Linked DNA regions of Homo sapiens: region 2 is linked to region 1. The links are chromatin loops, found by intact Hi-C in ENCODE. Cell type or tissue: PC-9. All regions are shown on one strand. Links, peaks and the distances in the headings refer to the core of each region. The heading gives the core; the rest is flanking DNA.

Evidence for each region. Peaks named below come from ENCODE experiments on the same cell type or tissue, not always from the same donor. Only the 100,000 strongest peaks of a DNase experiment are listed, where the experiment ranks them.
Region 2: a loop joins it to region 1, with 6 times the contacts of the local background. A loop is called at or near these places in 1 of 110 quality-filtered maps.

The regions. Positions count from the first base shown.
Region 1 is chr12:47,266,987-47,274,960 of GRCh38, forward strand. No RefSeq gene overlaps it. Among named protein-coding and RNA genes, the nearest start is that of PCED1B-AS1, 55 kb to the left of the region's middle. RefSeq lists enhancers at 1,420-1,469, 3,810-5,009. In PC-9, for the core only: no CTCF peak of the experiment used is centred there; a DNase peak (open chromatin) is centred at 4,465; H3K4me3 peaks cover 972 bases; H3K27ac peaks cover 2,500 bases.
Region 2 is chr12:46,956,738-46,964,711 of GRCh38, forward strand. LOC124902925 (a long non-coding RNA gene) reads right to left here and starts at 5,137. Exons shown (of 2, transcript XR_007063287.1): 1 at 5,096-5,137; 2 at 1-305. In PC-9, for the core only: no CTCF peak of the experiment used is centred there; a DNase peak (open chromatin) is centred at 2,914; H3K27ac peaks cover 1,773 bases.

The sequences.
Region 1 (7,974 bases), core at 3,134-5,633:
GTTCCAAAGCAGCCAGATTACAGGAAGAATGATGGGGATGACCATGGAAGAATTCTGCACGAGGGAGGAAGGTCTTGCCTTGGGAGCTAGGGATGACAGTGGTTTCAGGAATCATAAGGAAACAACTGGAAGTCAATCTTACTGACACTGAAGTACAGCAGGCCTTTACTTCCAACAGCAACATCATATGGTAGGATTCCAACTGCATGAGCAGACATTAATTTTGGTTAAAGCATCTGGCCATTGAGAATAATATTCTAGCTCAATGGCACCACTGTAGTCCTGTTAGGTGAGACAGAGTGCAGTTGGGAAGTAAGCAATAAGCAGGGCTGATCCATGGACACATGTGGGATCAACTGGCGAGTCCCAGAAATTGCTAAGGAGGGAAGCATTGTCTCACCAGCTCAGTCCACACACCCCTACCTTTAGGCCTTCTCTGTTACTATAGCATATTTAAAAAATCATAAATCCAGTTCCGAAAGAATTGATGAATAATGTTAAAGTCTCTGAAGGAGGGAGCCACAATAAATGGCACTCTTCTTGCTCACTTGCATCCTGAACAAGTTGAAGAAATAAAACAAAGGTAGAGCAAATGGGGATCACCTTTGTTACCGGCAGAGGCCAGGCTAGAAGACTAGGTTTTAGGTCTGGTGGTCAAGTGGGCTAAAATCAGACAGACTTGCCCATAGTCAGGCATTTGCTAGGCTAGAGCAGGCCTGCCCAGGCAAGACTTGCAATACAGAGAGATACTGTGCATTCTTGGAATGCCCACTCCTAATAGGAAGCAGCAAAGCTGACCCAACATGCTCAGCGATTCTTCCAAAATTACCATCCAATTACTCACTCCAGAGCCCTAGGGGTGGGATGAATAAAAGGGCTAAGGGAAACAAAACATGTGCTTGGAGAACTCCCTCGTTATAGAAACCAGGAGAGGAAAAAAGGTACGTCTCCTCTGTATTGATCAGGGTCCCATCAGGTTATTAAATAGAAGATATTAAATACGAAGAATTAATTATAAAGGTGTTAGAGGAGCTAAAATAGTCACTAGGGTAGATGAGGCATCCCAAAGATTAGCAAGTGGGAAGCCACCACCCACCCTTAAGACTGGAGAGACAAAGGAAGGATCTGGGGGTCCCTTGATAGACACTAGCATTATAACAGAAATATTCAGGCAAGAGCTGGAGCCACAGAGGAGGGCAGCTACTGCCAGATATGCCTCCCATGGCAGAAAAAGAGGACAAGAAATACTTTGGCTTCCCCTTTCCTCCCAACCTCCAATCTCCAACAGTACCTCTCGCTGGTTAAGTGAGGCTAAAACAGGTGGTCAAGAGAGCCTGGGTATCATAGCTTGCAACAGTCAGACATACAGAGCAGACACAAAGGATGGATCTGGAGGCAAACAGTCAAATAACCAGCACAACATTTAACCAGGCAGAGTTTTGTTGCAATTTTGTTTGTAGACGAAAGAGAAATTTACATATCATACACCCAAACCTTTCTAAATGTCTCATCACCACTTTTTGAAATTTCTCTCCTGCAGCAGCTGCTATGTCGTTTTGTTTGTTTGTTTTATTTTTTTGCGATGGAGTTTCACTCTTGTCGCCCAAGCTGGAGTGCAATGGCGCAATCTTGGCTCACTGCAACCTCTTCCTGTCTCAGCCTCCCAAGTAGCTGGGTTTACAGGCGCCCGCCGCCACGCCCAGCTAGTTTTTTTGTATTTTTAGTAGATACGGGGTTTCACCATGTTGGCCAGGCTGGTCTCGGACTGCTGATCTCAGGTGATCCACCTGCCTTGGCCTCGCAAAGTGCTGGGATTACAGTCATGAGCTACCGTGCCTGGCCAGCAGCTGCTATGTCTTGCTCCATCTTTCTTCCCCACCTCAGCTCTGTCTCCATTCCACTGGCTCTCTTCTGCTCCCACCATTCTCTGAATCCCCTCAACAAAAGCCTTGTCCAAAAGCCTGGGGAACTACAGTTTACTCCCTCCTCACCCTCTCTATCAACAATGACTCTCCTAGGGACTCCCTCGGTGACCACTCAGAGCTTTGAGATTAGGTAAACAGTGTTAATATGACCAACTTGGAACTTGCAGCTTAGTCAAGCCTGAGACAGTCAAGTTACCCAGATAAGGATAGACCATGCACCTACTTAAAATAACAGCATCAACAGGAGTTCTTCTGCTTCCCTTCCTGTTTCAAATTATAGCAATTGACCACTTAGTTACATTGGTTAATGCCCAAGACAAAAATGCAGCCCATCTCTTCCCCACCTGGCCTGCATATATGTTCATTTTGCATTTAGCAGAACTGAAAGGACTTCTTTCTGTTTTATTTTCTTGTAACCACAGAATTTAAATATCTACTGTTTTGTTTGTGGGCTCACAAAGAGGGTGAAAATCATTGCTATTTTATTTCAAACAAAATAAAAGATTACAGTCTTCCAATTAGAATAGGACTTAAAACATAGTAAGAATTTAAAAGCCATGTGCTGATTCATGGGAAAACATTAAGACACAGATGGGTTACACGATTTACTCAAGGTCATACCACTGAAGCAATGACTTTATTATCAGAACTATAAAGAACAACACAAATATTTACATGATTAATATTTTGTTGATAGTAATGGGGCTAGAATTAGAATATGGATTTTACGCTGCTCCAATCCCTGTCTGCTAACTCTGTTAGACTGTGTTTCCTACACACTGGAATTGCAGGATAGTTGCTGGATGTTCAGGCTGTGTGGTCGTGTAGGCATGGGTACAAATCCCAGCTCTGCCACCTGTTAGCTACGTGACCTTGGACCAGCCCCTTAACATCCCTTAGTTTTGTTTTTGGATCTAAAAAATGGGGTATGTACCTTCCGCACTAAGAGGGATAAGGGTTCAGTGAGATGATGTATGTTGTTGGGGAGGAAAAATTTTTCCTCTACTCTCTTCTTTTGCTGGGGGCGTGCAAATTAACCTAACAAAAGACAGACTAACAAAAGAGCAGACACAAAATTTTTATTAATATTTACATGCACAGGAGTTCACAAAAAAGGAGTGAAACTCAAAGAAGTGGTTAGACTCTGGTGATGGGTTGTTCTTCCCTTACTGGCACAGAGGAAACACCTTCACAAAGGCAAATTTGTGCCCTGCTTTTAGTCAGATAAGGGGAGAGGAAAGAACTCTTTCTGCATCTGTTGATTCTCAATTGCTTCCAGCTGAAAATAATCCTTACACTAAAGTGGCATATTTTGGGGTGGCATATTCTGATCCCCTTCCATGTAAAGTGCCTCAGCACCAGGTCTGATTAAAGTTAAGTGCTAAATAGCCCACTATCATTAGAAAAGTCTGTGTCCCCACCTTGTAGTAATAAAGCTCAGACACAACAGGATGTCATAGGAAGGGAATGAGGCATGTTTTTCTTTTCTCCAGTTTTTCTGCCTGGGCTTCCCTGCAAGTAAGATTATCTACATTTAAAACATATTTGATCGGCCAGGCGCGGTGGCTCACGCCTGTAATCCCAGCACTTTGGGAGGCCCAGGCGGGCAGATCACGAGGTCAGGAGATCGAGAACATCCTGGCTAACACAGTGAAACCCCATTTCTACTAAAAATACAAAAACAAAATTAGCCAAGCGTGGTGGCGGGTGCCTGTAATCCCAGCTACTCGGGAGGCTGAGGAGGGAGAATGGCGTGAACCCGGGAGGCAGAGCTTGCAATGAGCCAAGATCACGCACTGCACTCCAGCCTGGGCGACAGAGCGAGACTCCGTCTCAAACAAACAAACAAACAAAACAAAACATATTTGATTCACCTTAAATGGCTACTCATATCTGTCCTTTCCTCTGCAATGCTCTGCCTTGATCCTGGTCCAGGTTTATCTGGCATAGACTGCCCTCTGTCCAGCTCCTGTCTACCCCTCCTGGATCACAAACCAGAGAAAATGCAGAATCTTTCATGGGCTCCCTACTGCCTTCAGTGTGAAGCTCAAGTGCAAAGCCCAGCACCATCTATTCTGTACCTAACTTCTTAGTCTGAATCTCTTCACCTCTTTTCCCCAACCCCGAACTAATGGCTACCACTGACTCAGGGGAGCCTTCTCCTGCCTTCATGCCTTTGAATGGGGGGTATCGCTGCATGAAGCTCCTCTCTCCCCTTTACCCACTCAAGAGTCACTTACTCTTGGTAATATTTCTCAGTTGCCCTGCTTCACCCCTATTCTCTCATCCTGGCCAAGTTAGATGCCCTTCTGAGTCCCCTCTTCTCTACAGAATTTTAATTGTGCATTTTCTTCTTTGTCTCTGCCTTTAAGTTATGAACACTTTGAAGAAAGGACCATATTTAGTTCATCTCAGAATCCCAGTGCCCAGCACAGACCTGGCATAGGGTAGGCACTCCTTAAATACTTACTGAATGAATTATGCCATTTAGTCTGTCTGTGGTGGCACTGGAAACCCACAAGAATTTAACAGCCTCGTCTCTGTCTGAAGTTCAGGGCTTCTGTAAAGAATACGTGATGGAAAGAGGAGGTGACTAATAGTGATTCTGCAAAAATATGTAGGTAAAAGGAATGGCTGTAAATTAATGATGAAATAACCTTCCTAAGTTTCCTTGTGGAAGATATATGTTAATTCCCCAAATGTATGAGCATCTGTGTATTTTTGTGGGGAATATACAGTGTCTTTTCTAACACTGAGATGCTTGAAATGGGGTTATTTCCCTTCCAAATGAAAACCAATTAAATAAATTATATTTTTTCTGTGGTGCTTACAAAGTGTGGGAGTTGTCACCAAACATTACTAAATGTTCTAATTTAGTCATAAAAGGGCTGAAAGATGTAGCATAATTATAAGTCCAAAGTAAGTTGTTCTAAATATTTTATCATGTTCAGCATATGCTGTTAAAAAAAACCTCAGACTATAATTGTCAACATTCGATTCACAAAAAGTAAACAACAGCTGAGTATAATGGGATGATAAAGAATCTCTCCATAATTCCCGACATATGGCAAAGAGTATGTCCATTTTGAAGTGGAAGATGGTCATGTTTATCAACTGAGCCATTTTCTTTGTTTGAATCCTTCTAATCAGAAAAGTTCCCTAGAAACACTAGGAGCATTTTCCTGAGCAGATGAGGGAAATGAAAAAAAGCTGTATGGCACAGTTAGATCTCAGGCAGGAGGAATTTAGAACTCACAATGGCAATTGAAAGAGGCTGGGTAAAGAAGGCCATATATTTCTGTAAAAGCAGTCATTCCAGGGTTAGTATACATGAAAAACAAGTGCGTGCTTCGTGGGGAATGTATGGAGAAATTTCTACGTATCAGTCGTTTCTGTGAACAAGCTCTGATGGACCCAGCCAGTGTCACATCCTGCCATCATGTAGATTCATTTTAAATGCACGGACACTTAATCGTTTCTAGGGAAAGCCAGTGGGAAGCTGCTTGAAATTTCTTTTTCTTTATAAGATGTTTTGCACATGGGGGCTTTCAGCTCAAAGGAGATACTTACAAACCATTTATCTTCAGAGTGAAGCAGTAGAAGTGGGAGAGGCATCCAGGCACTGTTCTAACCAGATACTTCAAAGCTGCCCAGAAGAGAAAGGCAAAGGCAATTGCCAAAGAACAGGCTCTGCTCTTTGGCTGGCAGAGATAAGGAGCAGATACCCAGCACTGAGACAGAGGATTCTGTGAAGAAAATGCTGAGTAACAAGATTGTCCTTTTGTTTTTCTTCATGAATAATAACCGTCCACCCTAAATCCTTTTGGGAATGAACAGGGGGCTTTGGGAGCTGGTATTGAATGAATAAATTAGCAAATCATTGAACTAATTAATTAATTAATAACCACACCTAGGCAGAGAGAAATAAACAAGAGTGCTCACTGAGAACTCTCTGAGGAGGAAAGGACCTCTATATGGTCCAATGTAGTGAAAAATCTAGCAATTTGGAGATAGGACTGCTTTCTGAGCTTCAGTTTCCTGGGAGTGTTGTGAATATGTTTTGCAACTCCAAAATGCCATCAAACGTACATCATTCTGCTTGTCTTCTTGATGAGCTGTTTTTAAACATAATAGCGTTAGAATTAATCAGATTAATCTCACTGAACAAAAATAAAGGCTGCTTTTTCACAGAGCTCTTCATGGTGCCAGCCAGTGTATCTTTCTGTGCACAGTGATTCTTTCTATATAGAGACTCTCTGTTAAGCTCAAAAGGAGCTCCAAGGAGAAGCCCCATAAAGACAGCACAATCAACAGGTACACATGCTGCTGTTATTCAAGGCTACTCAAAAGAACATAAAACAATTCTGAGAAAAAAAGAGACTTCAGGGAAAAACTCAAGGTTCAGTGTATGACTTCTTGGTGGAAAAGATGGCATCACTGTTGCCTGAGACACAGCAAGATAAGAGTGAGGATTCTGGAGGGAAAACATCCCTAATAATGAGAGGAGAGCCTAGGTGGCTGAGCTGTTTGATTGACATCTCTGTCTGTCGAAAGCCATAACATACTCAGGCTGTCCTCGAGGAGCTGAGAAAAGTGGGGAAGAGAGTGTAAGACTGATCTGCCCTCTGGAATCGCTTTAGACAGGCCGGAGTCACAGGAAGCATGCCAAACCTAGGACAGTACAGGAATGATTGCCAAAGGAAACAGAACAGGTCTTTTTTCAAAGAAAAGAAAAGAACAATAGCAGCCGAAGTAGAAGGAAAAGCCTCAGTGTGCCAGCAGGTAGACATTCTGACCTCTCTTATTATAAAACACACAATAATTTCTTAAATGTTTAATGATGATGGAAGAAAATTGTGTCTTAAAATGAAATGAAGTTGGAGAAAGTAGTATGTCTGGGTCCCCACTCCAAGTCCTTTAATCATGAGAAGTAACTGCATTTCATTATAATGTGCACTATGATGCCACCTGATTCGTGGTGTGGATCCTAAAGGATGATTCTAGTCATTCTCTTTCTTAAACAATTTTTGGTAATTTTGATTCTTTCTCTTTATGATGTTCCTTTTCATCCATTATCTTCTCTTATGGTACTTACCTAATGATTAAATGTTGAGTTAGGAGACGGTAATTAGATTCCATCTCCCATTTTCCTGGTTTAACTTGACCTTTTTCTTGATGAGATATTTTCTTCCATTGGGTATTGGCATTTCGATGCCCCCTAGGCAAGCTATTTTGGATTTCTCCTTGCTGCAGAACTTGAAGGGTTTCAATGTGAAAAATAAGTCTATCTTTTTTTTTTTTTTTTTTTTTTTTTTTTTGAGACGCAGTTTCGCTCTTGCTGTCCAGGCTGGAGTGCAATGGTGTGATCTCGGCTCACCGCAACCTCTGCCTCCTGGGTTCAAGCAATTCTCCTGCCTCAGCCTCCCTAGTAGCTGGGATTATAGGCATGCATCACCACGCCCAGCTAATTTTGTATTTTTAGTAGAGATGGAGTTTCTCCATGTTGGTCAGGCTGGTCTCGAAGTCCCAATCTCAGGTGAACTGCCTGCCTCGGCCTCCCAAAGTTCCGGGATTATAGGCGTGAGCCACCACACCCAGCCTGTCATTTCGTTTTTTAAACCAACAACATTTAAATGGGTTCTGGCCAACTTTCTAGGCAAAGGTACGGAAATATATTGTATATCACATCACAGATGACAAGTGCTTCCAAAGAATATAAATGCTATTTTAGGCTTAGGTTTCTACATTGTCTAAGTTTCCATTACTTAAAGGAGAGACTTTCTTGCAGAAGGTATATTACTTCATACACAAGTTGGGATTTATACTGACTTTCCTAACATATGTATCTGGGAGAAACATTTGTGTGCAGTAGAAATGAAACCAGTCTAATTTTCCCATAGAACTGATGTTTTCAGTCTTTTAAAATAAACATAGAAATTGACCCTCCTGGTCTTAAAGCTTGAAACTTACAATCTGAGTTCCTTTCTCAGGAAATCATCATCAGGCCTTCTCAGATAGTATCAAGGAACTGAAACTCACCAGATCACTG
Region 2 (7,974 bases), core at 1,820-4,319, 310 kb before region 1:
ATCACAGAAAGGAATGTGGAAAAACTCTTTTCATGACTTCCACCTCCTAGTAGGATTTGCCTCAGTGGTAGGCCTGCCAACAGTGGCCATGGGTCCTGGACAGAGGATACATGTGCTGTCTGGCCCACTGGTCTGTGGTCATTTCCTATCTTTTTTTAGGGTCTGATGCTATTTTAAGTGTGCCTCTTGACTGTGTGGGTATCACAGACACATTTCTCTGCTGTCCGGTTGCAGAACGGGTCTACTTTTTGACCATGCATATTGTAGACAGTCCATGGAGGTGAGACAGGGATGGTCCTTAAAACCTAGAAATAAGGAAAGTGAGAATGCTCTTTGAGAGTTAAGCTATGACGTAAGTCCAGCATAATTTGGAGTAAAGAGAGATATTTAAAGTCACATTAAGATTGCAAGCAAACTTGAATTGTGTGTGTCCAAGTCATGCAACAAGAAGTGGATTTACCCAGGCTCCCTGGCCAGCATATTCTTATTATAGTGATGGATACATCACACTGCCAGAGTTGATGTTTGTTGCACATTCTTTTCACATAACCAACTCTCCTGATTCCCCAAAGTAAATGTCTCAGGTACTTTGCACTGATCAGACTGACCTAAATGTGAGATCTCCTTGACAGTCACATTTCCCTTTAAAATCTAATACACTGGAATTCTGTGTTTCTACCTCATGGTAAGTTTTGTTAGCTAAAGGTCTCATCTTTAAGTCCAAAGAATGTTGGGTTACGATGAGTTTCAGAGCTGCTATCATCCACATCATGCTGGTGTCTCCCAAAATTTATATGTTGGAACCAAACCTCCAATGGGATAGTATTGAGAGATGGGGCTTTGGGGAGGTGATTAGATTATGAGGACAGATCCCTCATGCATGTGAATGGTGCGTTTAAGAAAAGAGGCCCCAGAGAGCTAGCTAGCCCCTTCCACCATGGGAGGATGCAGCAAGAAGGCATCATCATCTGTGAATGAGAAAATGGGCCCTCACCAGACACTGAATCTGCTGGCACCTTGATCTTAGACTTTCCAGCCTCCAGAACTGTGAGAAATAAATGTTGTTTATAAGCTACTCAGTTAATGATAATTTGTTATAGTAGCCCAAATGAACTAAGACAAGAGCTTACAAGTCTAAGGTCATCCCCCTGGAAAGCAGTGGACAGGCTCACTGAGAAAAACATCTCTTCGTGAGGACCTCTCTGGATGGCCAGCCAGCCCTCTTCAGGCCCCGCCCTATCTGTGCCCCTCAAAACACACCTGCTTCACTGCCTCTCAACCAGCCTCAGGAGAGGATAACACTGCTACCATTTGTTTTTTCTGAAGGAATCCTTCAAACATTTCATTTGACAGTTATTCCTATTTCAGTAAGACCTTGTGAGGCCCAGCTTCACAGATGGATAATGGCCCCATCCTACAAGTGGAAGAGGATGTGCCTGTGTCTTAGTTGGAGAGAGAGAAAAAAGCAATCTGTCAACCTGATGGAAAATCCATCACTGTGGGGATTTACAGGAATAAATGACCGTAACACTTCTTCCTGGCAGCTTTGTGCACATGGATAATAAGTAAACCCTTGTTCCTTTATAGAATGGTTTATTTCAAAGAACTCGTGACCCACAAGATTTTCTATTTAACCCCTAGGCTTTCTTGGCTTATCCAATTCCATAGCTATCACACCGTGTTCATCTTTAGAGCCAAGAAATTCAACTATGCAGTGCCCTTGCTCTCAAGAAAAAATTGTGACAGGAACCTTTGTGAATTGTCTTTATTTCATTAGAATTTGTCACCCCAATTTAACTTTTTGCATGTGACCAGAAAATGTTTTGAATTGTTAAATGCTCAAGTTAATGTCAAATTTTCAAATGTGAAGTCAACATAAGCTTCGTACAGCTTGGTAACTTATGTTAATATTGTCTTAATAAGACAAAGAACTTAAAAGAGCAGTATGTTTATTTGAAGTAAAAGTATATTTTTAAAATAAAGAGGCCTAGGGGTGCAGGTCATCTGAATCATAGCACCCATGTGGATCACACTCCATGATTTCAAAATTCAGAGATGCTCCTGATCTATCAATCATTAACTGTTGACCTTTGAGCAGCTAAGAAGACTGTGTTATATAACAGTTGTCCCTGACTACTAAAATGATTAATTTGGGGGTGGAAGATGGGGACATTTTTTAAAATATTAAATCTACTAAATTCAGGTAAAATTACTTTGTAACATTTCCAGGTCTAATATCTCATAGGCCAACTAAATATATGCAAATTCATTTAATAATCAGAGAAAAGAAATGGAGTGTTACTAAACCAATGAAACACAAGCAGCTCTTTTGCTCATTTGCTGTGTGTCCAGAACTGTGGGAGACATGGGATCTTCAAGCATTTTACAGAAAAAGGGCTCATGGAACAGAGGGACAACCAGGGCTGGGGCAGTGCTGGCAGTAAGGACAGTGGTAACCTGCCCATCATGGCAATTTATATTTGTGTGTGTTTCATTCCTTTACAGGTGGGGAATGTCCTGAAGAGCAGGACTTATGTTCATTTACGTTTGAATCACCCTCACCTCTGCCCCACCTCAACTCTTCATTAGCTCTCAACACCGTGATTGGCATGAATAAATAGAGGAATAAGAGAGAAAAGGGATGACTGAAAGAGAGACTGAAAACTATGGCACTTCTATTTCTTCCTATAGAACAAATACTAGAAATAAGTCCTCAGGGATTAAAGTCTTATCTTACTTTTTTCCTCCAACGAGTGGCTGACTAATCAGTGATTTTTAAGTTCTTGGAAGTCACAATTCAATGGCTTCTGCATTGCTCAGCTTAGGTTCCTTTTCTCACCCATTCCCCCTCCCTTCTCATCTCCTTGTGCCTATGGAGTAACCAGGTCAATTCCTATGATGGAATGGGCTGATCCATTCAAACAACTGGTTGACATGGCTTATAAAAATAGCCAAGCTGGGCTTGTTGGCAAAGGCTAGACTTCAAGGAAGATGATAGTGGTCTGAGTCAGCAGCTTGTGAAATTCAAGCAGGCAGTTAGAGTGACAAAAAGGAAAAAGAATTGACGGTGACCAAAATGTCCCCAGATAACACATCACCCCACTGAGGAAAGAAGACAGAAGTAAACAAGTAGGTGGAAACATGTGCCAGTCAATTTTTAAAGAAAACAACTTCACCTGACATTATATTTAAAAAGATTATGTTGACCTGCACATGCTGAAACATAAAAATAACAATTAATGTAATGACTTTTAAATATGAGAAGTAGCATGGAGATAGAGCAGTATACATTGTCTAAAAAAAATTCTTACTATTCCCACAATCTGATTTTTCATTAATAAACTTCACAGGTCTTTGGGAAAGTCTGTGGTTAGATCAATGCATGGATTCAATTCTAAAGCTGGAAAGAAAGATTTTATTTTCTCTTGAGTTTCTGTCTAGCCAGCAGGTTTTAATTCCTGTGTAATAGTGGTTCGTTATCCTTCATCTGTTGAATAACCATTTTCTTGAAAGGCCAGAATATTGTAACTCCAAGAAATAAAAAGAGGTCAATTTTGTTGAATACTGTTTATTTAGATTTTTTGCATATTTTGCACATTTTCTCGAGTATGGGTAAGTAATCAAGTAATCCTACATACTGGTGGCTGCCTTGTGGATATCTCTTATTAGCATCGTGCCAAAAAGTGTGGAAGGCAAAAGGACAAAACTTAAAGCAAGACTTGAAAAAGTGGCCAGGGTATAAGTGGTGTATTCATTACCAAGCGTGGCCAAAATATGTTTGCCTATTTATACCAAAGTCTCTTCAGATTTACCAATTAGCTTCAATAATTTATTGATTGAGGGGTGATGTTAATGCTTTTTAAAAAGCACTTCTTAATATTTGTAGCCATTAAATACTTGTAGTCAATACCTGTAGAGTATGTCTGCAAGGAGACTTATTTCATCTGGGTAGGAAGAAGTAGGAGTGGGGAGAACTTGCCTCAATTTCTTTACTTGCTTCAATTTCTTTACTATCAGGAACAGATGACTAGTTTAGCAAGAACATCACTGGCTCAAGGCACCCCTTCTCCTAAGCAGCGCATGTCTCACAGAATATTTCAAGGTTCACAGAGCAGTTTCACCTACCTTAGCAGCAATCTGTGATGTTTCACAGAGGAGGAAAGGAAAGCACCCAGATCTGAAGTGCCTCTCCCAGGAGATCATGGAGCCAGCCAGAGGCTGACACTGCATTGAAGTCCAAGTCTCCTTCAGAACCTAAGCCCTCTCCACCGTACTTCTTGGCTGATCCCAAGCAGATAGCTCTCATTTCTCAACAAACGTAAATAAGGCAACGTGCAATCTTAGAATACAAATGAAGTATTTCTCCTAAGGCATCTATTATAGGCAACTTATTGAATAAACCTCTTAAGATCAAAAAAAGATTCTTAAAACTGCTAGTCGTTATTCACAAACACACAACAAAGCCTTCCAGATTTATAAATTTACATGGAGAAATAAAAGTCATCCCAGAATAACTTTAAAATTGTTCAAAATAATGTATATACATCTATATTTGAAAACATCCTCAAGGCTGTTTTTTGAAAAAGGACATAAATATATGTCAAATAAAATAAAATTTGAAAAGACAAGAGATTCTGTGAGGAAAAAGGTCGTTAGATCCTTTGGAATTAACTGGAAAAATGATGGCAGTTATATGGGGAATCGGAAGGACAAAATGATATCGAATTTCTCTTTATGGATCACAGGCTTTTACTAGTGTAGTGTTATAAATAATTGAAAATATTTTTGTCTTCTTCAGAGAAGAAAGCAAAGTAGTATCAGGTCCTTACCTAGAGGGGACACACACACATATACACGCACACACACAACACACTCCTACTCATAGATCCCACTGGGAATTTGGGAAACAGAACACCCCATTAGGTAATTCTCTTTAAAAGTCAATTCAGGGCTGGGCGCAGTGGCTCACGCCTGTAATCCAAGCACTTTGGGAGGCCGAGGCAGGCAGATTATGAGGTCAGGAGATCGAGACCATCCTGGCTAACATGGTGAAACACCGTCTCTACAAAAAATACAAAAAAAAAAAAAAAATTACCTGGGCGTGGTGGCAGGCGCCTGTAGTCCCAGCTACTTGGGAGGCTGAGGCAGGAGAATGACGTGAACCCGGGAGGCGGAGCTTGCAGTGAGCCGAGATTGCACCACTGCCCTCCAGCCTGGGTGACAGAGCAAGACTCCGTCTCAGAAAAAAAAAAAAAAAAAAAAAAAAAGCCAATTGAATGGGTGGGTGTATCTTAAAGCCTTTTCCCTCTAAAGATCCCTGTGATAGTGTTTGAAATCCCTCTAAAGAGCCCTGTGACAGCATTTTAAAAAAACCCTGCTACCTACAAAGTAGATGTTTGTTACATATTTCTTGGATAAATGATTGATACAGGATTGATTCAAGACAGGACATAAAAGATCCTGGAAGGCCAGGTGGATGACTATCACAACAGTCCAGCAAGAGGTAATGATGACTTATGTGGGGGCAGTGGAAAGAAGAGGGCAGAACCAGGACCACTGCACAGGTAGAATTGACCTCGTTATTGAATATTCAGCAGCTTCTCACAATCTAGAGAACTATTGAAGGCTCTCCATTCACTTCCTTTATCTACTTCTTGGCCCACACTCATTCTCCATGCAAACATTAGTTCTCTCCTAATCATCCAGGAAGTAAAACCTGAAATACCTAAATAATTAAAATCAATTATACTCCGATAACATTGGAAGCAGCTGCTATACTCTTCATAATATATTTTACAGATTAAACATTCATTTCACATAGTCAGGTTTGTATAGATGAGTTAATATTTTATAAAGACATTTGTCTTCAGGAAACAAAAAGAAATATCAGACTATCACCTACATGAATTCTGAAGGTACATGAATTTGCCCATTACATTTTGCTACTTTGAGACATTAGAAGACCTCTCAAGAAGTCCGAACCTTTCTGTTGAGACTTGTTCTTAGATGAGACAAATCTGATCTCTCAAAAAGATGAGGTTCTCCTAAAAACAGTGTGTCAGTTCTCTGTGAACTTGGGAAAAATTGTGAAACAGAGACCTTGATTCCCTATTCAGACCTCCCATATACAGAATTCATGAGTGTCAGCTAGGATCTGTCCCCAGATATTGCATGGGCTTCATCTCTTGATACTATGGACAACTTTTGGTAGAGGAGGTAGAGGATAAAAGAAAATAAGAGATCACCTGCAATCTTAGTGCAGACTGTAAGGAGTTCAGAGAAAGTGCCAGCCTTCAGGAAATGTCAGGACAAGTGTTAGCTCAATTCAGTAACCAAATTCAGTTCAATTCAATTCAACTCAGCTTGGATGTTTATCAATAAGTCTTAACAATAATTCTTACATTAAATTATTGTCATGAAATTTATGAAACTTCTGCTGTGTGCATTTGATTTGTTTTATTCAGCATTTCTTTTTTCATGCAGTCCTAAGTTGTAAGGTGGCTTTCTTCCATTCTCATAAGAGTTAGCACAAAGAACTCTCATCCTTGTTCCCTGTTATCTCTTATGCATGCTTACTAGCAGCTGGTGGGAGCTGCTAAGAAAAAATGCCATTCTAGAGATATAATTTGGAATCAAGCAGAAGTATCTGCTGCAGAACTAATCACATGTTTGGAGTAAAGGATTGAAGTGTGAAGAAAGCGAAAGACAGTCAAGGCTACATATGGATATTTTTAAAGTAAGGCTCATGTGCAGCAGCTGAAGAAGTATGTCAGTGTTCCTTGCACTCATGTGATGTGACACTTATATGGCTCACTTCAAAGTCAAAAATGACATTGTCAATACTCTGCTTTTTTTTTTTTTAGGAAGGGTCTCACCCTGTCACCCATGCTGAAGTGCAGTGGCATGATCATAGCTCACTGTGGCCTTGAACTCCTGGGCTCAAGCAATCCTCCTACCTCAACCTCCTGAGTAGCTAGGATTAGAGGTGCACACCACTGTGCCTGGCTAATGTTTTTGTTTTGTTTTGTTTTTTTGTAGAGGGATCTCACTTTGTTGCCCAGGCTGGTCTCAAACTCCTTGCTTCAAGCGATCCTCCCACCTCAGCCTCCCACAGTGCTGAGATTGCAGACATGAGCCACTATGCCTAGCCTATTCTGCTTTTATTTTGAGAATTTCAACTTTTTCCTCTCCCATATGTCTATATAAATGATCCATCACCATGGGGAGGGGAGGGAGGTGGAGGTGGAAATGAAGTCTCCACATGTGGAAAGCAAATATCTGGAATATGCCGGAGTGTAGTACCTGCATAGGTCATACTGGGTCAAAGATTACAAACAATTCCACTTAAGGGCACGAAGAGGAATTGGTGCCTTTGAGGTCAGCGTGCATTCCAAGTTCTAGAAATAGAGTTTCAACAAGTTCTGCCAGATGCCTTATCTTGGCAGCTTTCCTATTATTATTTCCCTTGACTGCCAAAGAGCAACTCCCCCACTGCCATGCACAGGTCAGTGACTGGTGCAATCAATGAATCAATCAAATAGGCAACAACTGGTTTTAAGAACTGGCTCCATACTGAAGGCTTCTGTGGGGATTGCATTCAGCCAAACCTCCCAAGGGCACATTGAGAAGGATTTGTACTAGAACATATTATTGTTCTCAGCTCCCAGTCATTTCTTTATGAAAATTACGTTGATTATTTTTGACAAGGGAGTGTGAATGTAGGGTATTCTGTGGGAACTCTCATCTCTGCACTCCTCAAGGCTGAGATGATTAAGATCCATATGTAACAAAGTTTTTCCACAATGTGAAGCAATGGAGTCAAGGATGGTGATATCCAGCCCCGTGCCACCACTTCCCCACTTGAATCCACGGTGGCTGCTATTCATCTATCGCGAAGTTACCGCCAAGCCCAGCACCACGTTTTCTCATTCCAACATTCCAGGAATTCTCTTCGCATTAGGATGTGAAACGAAA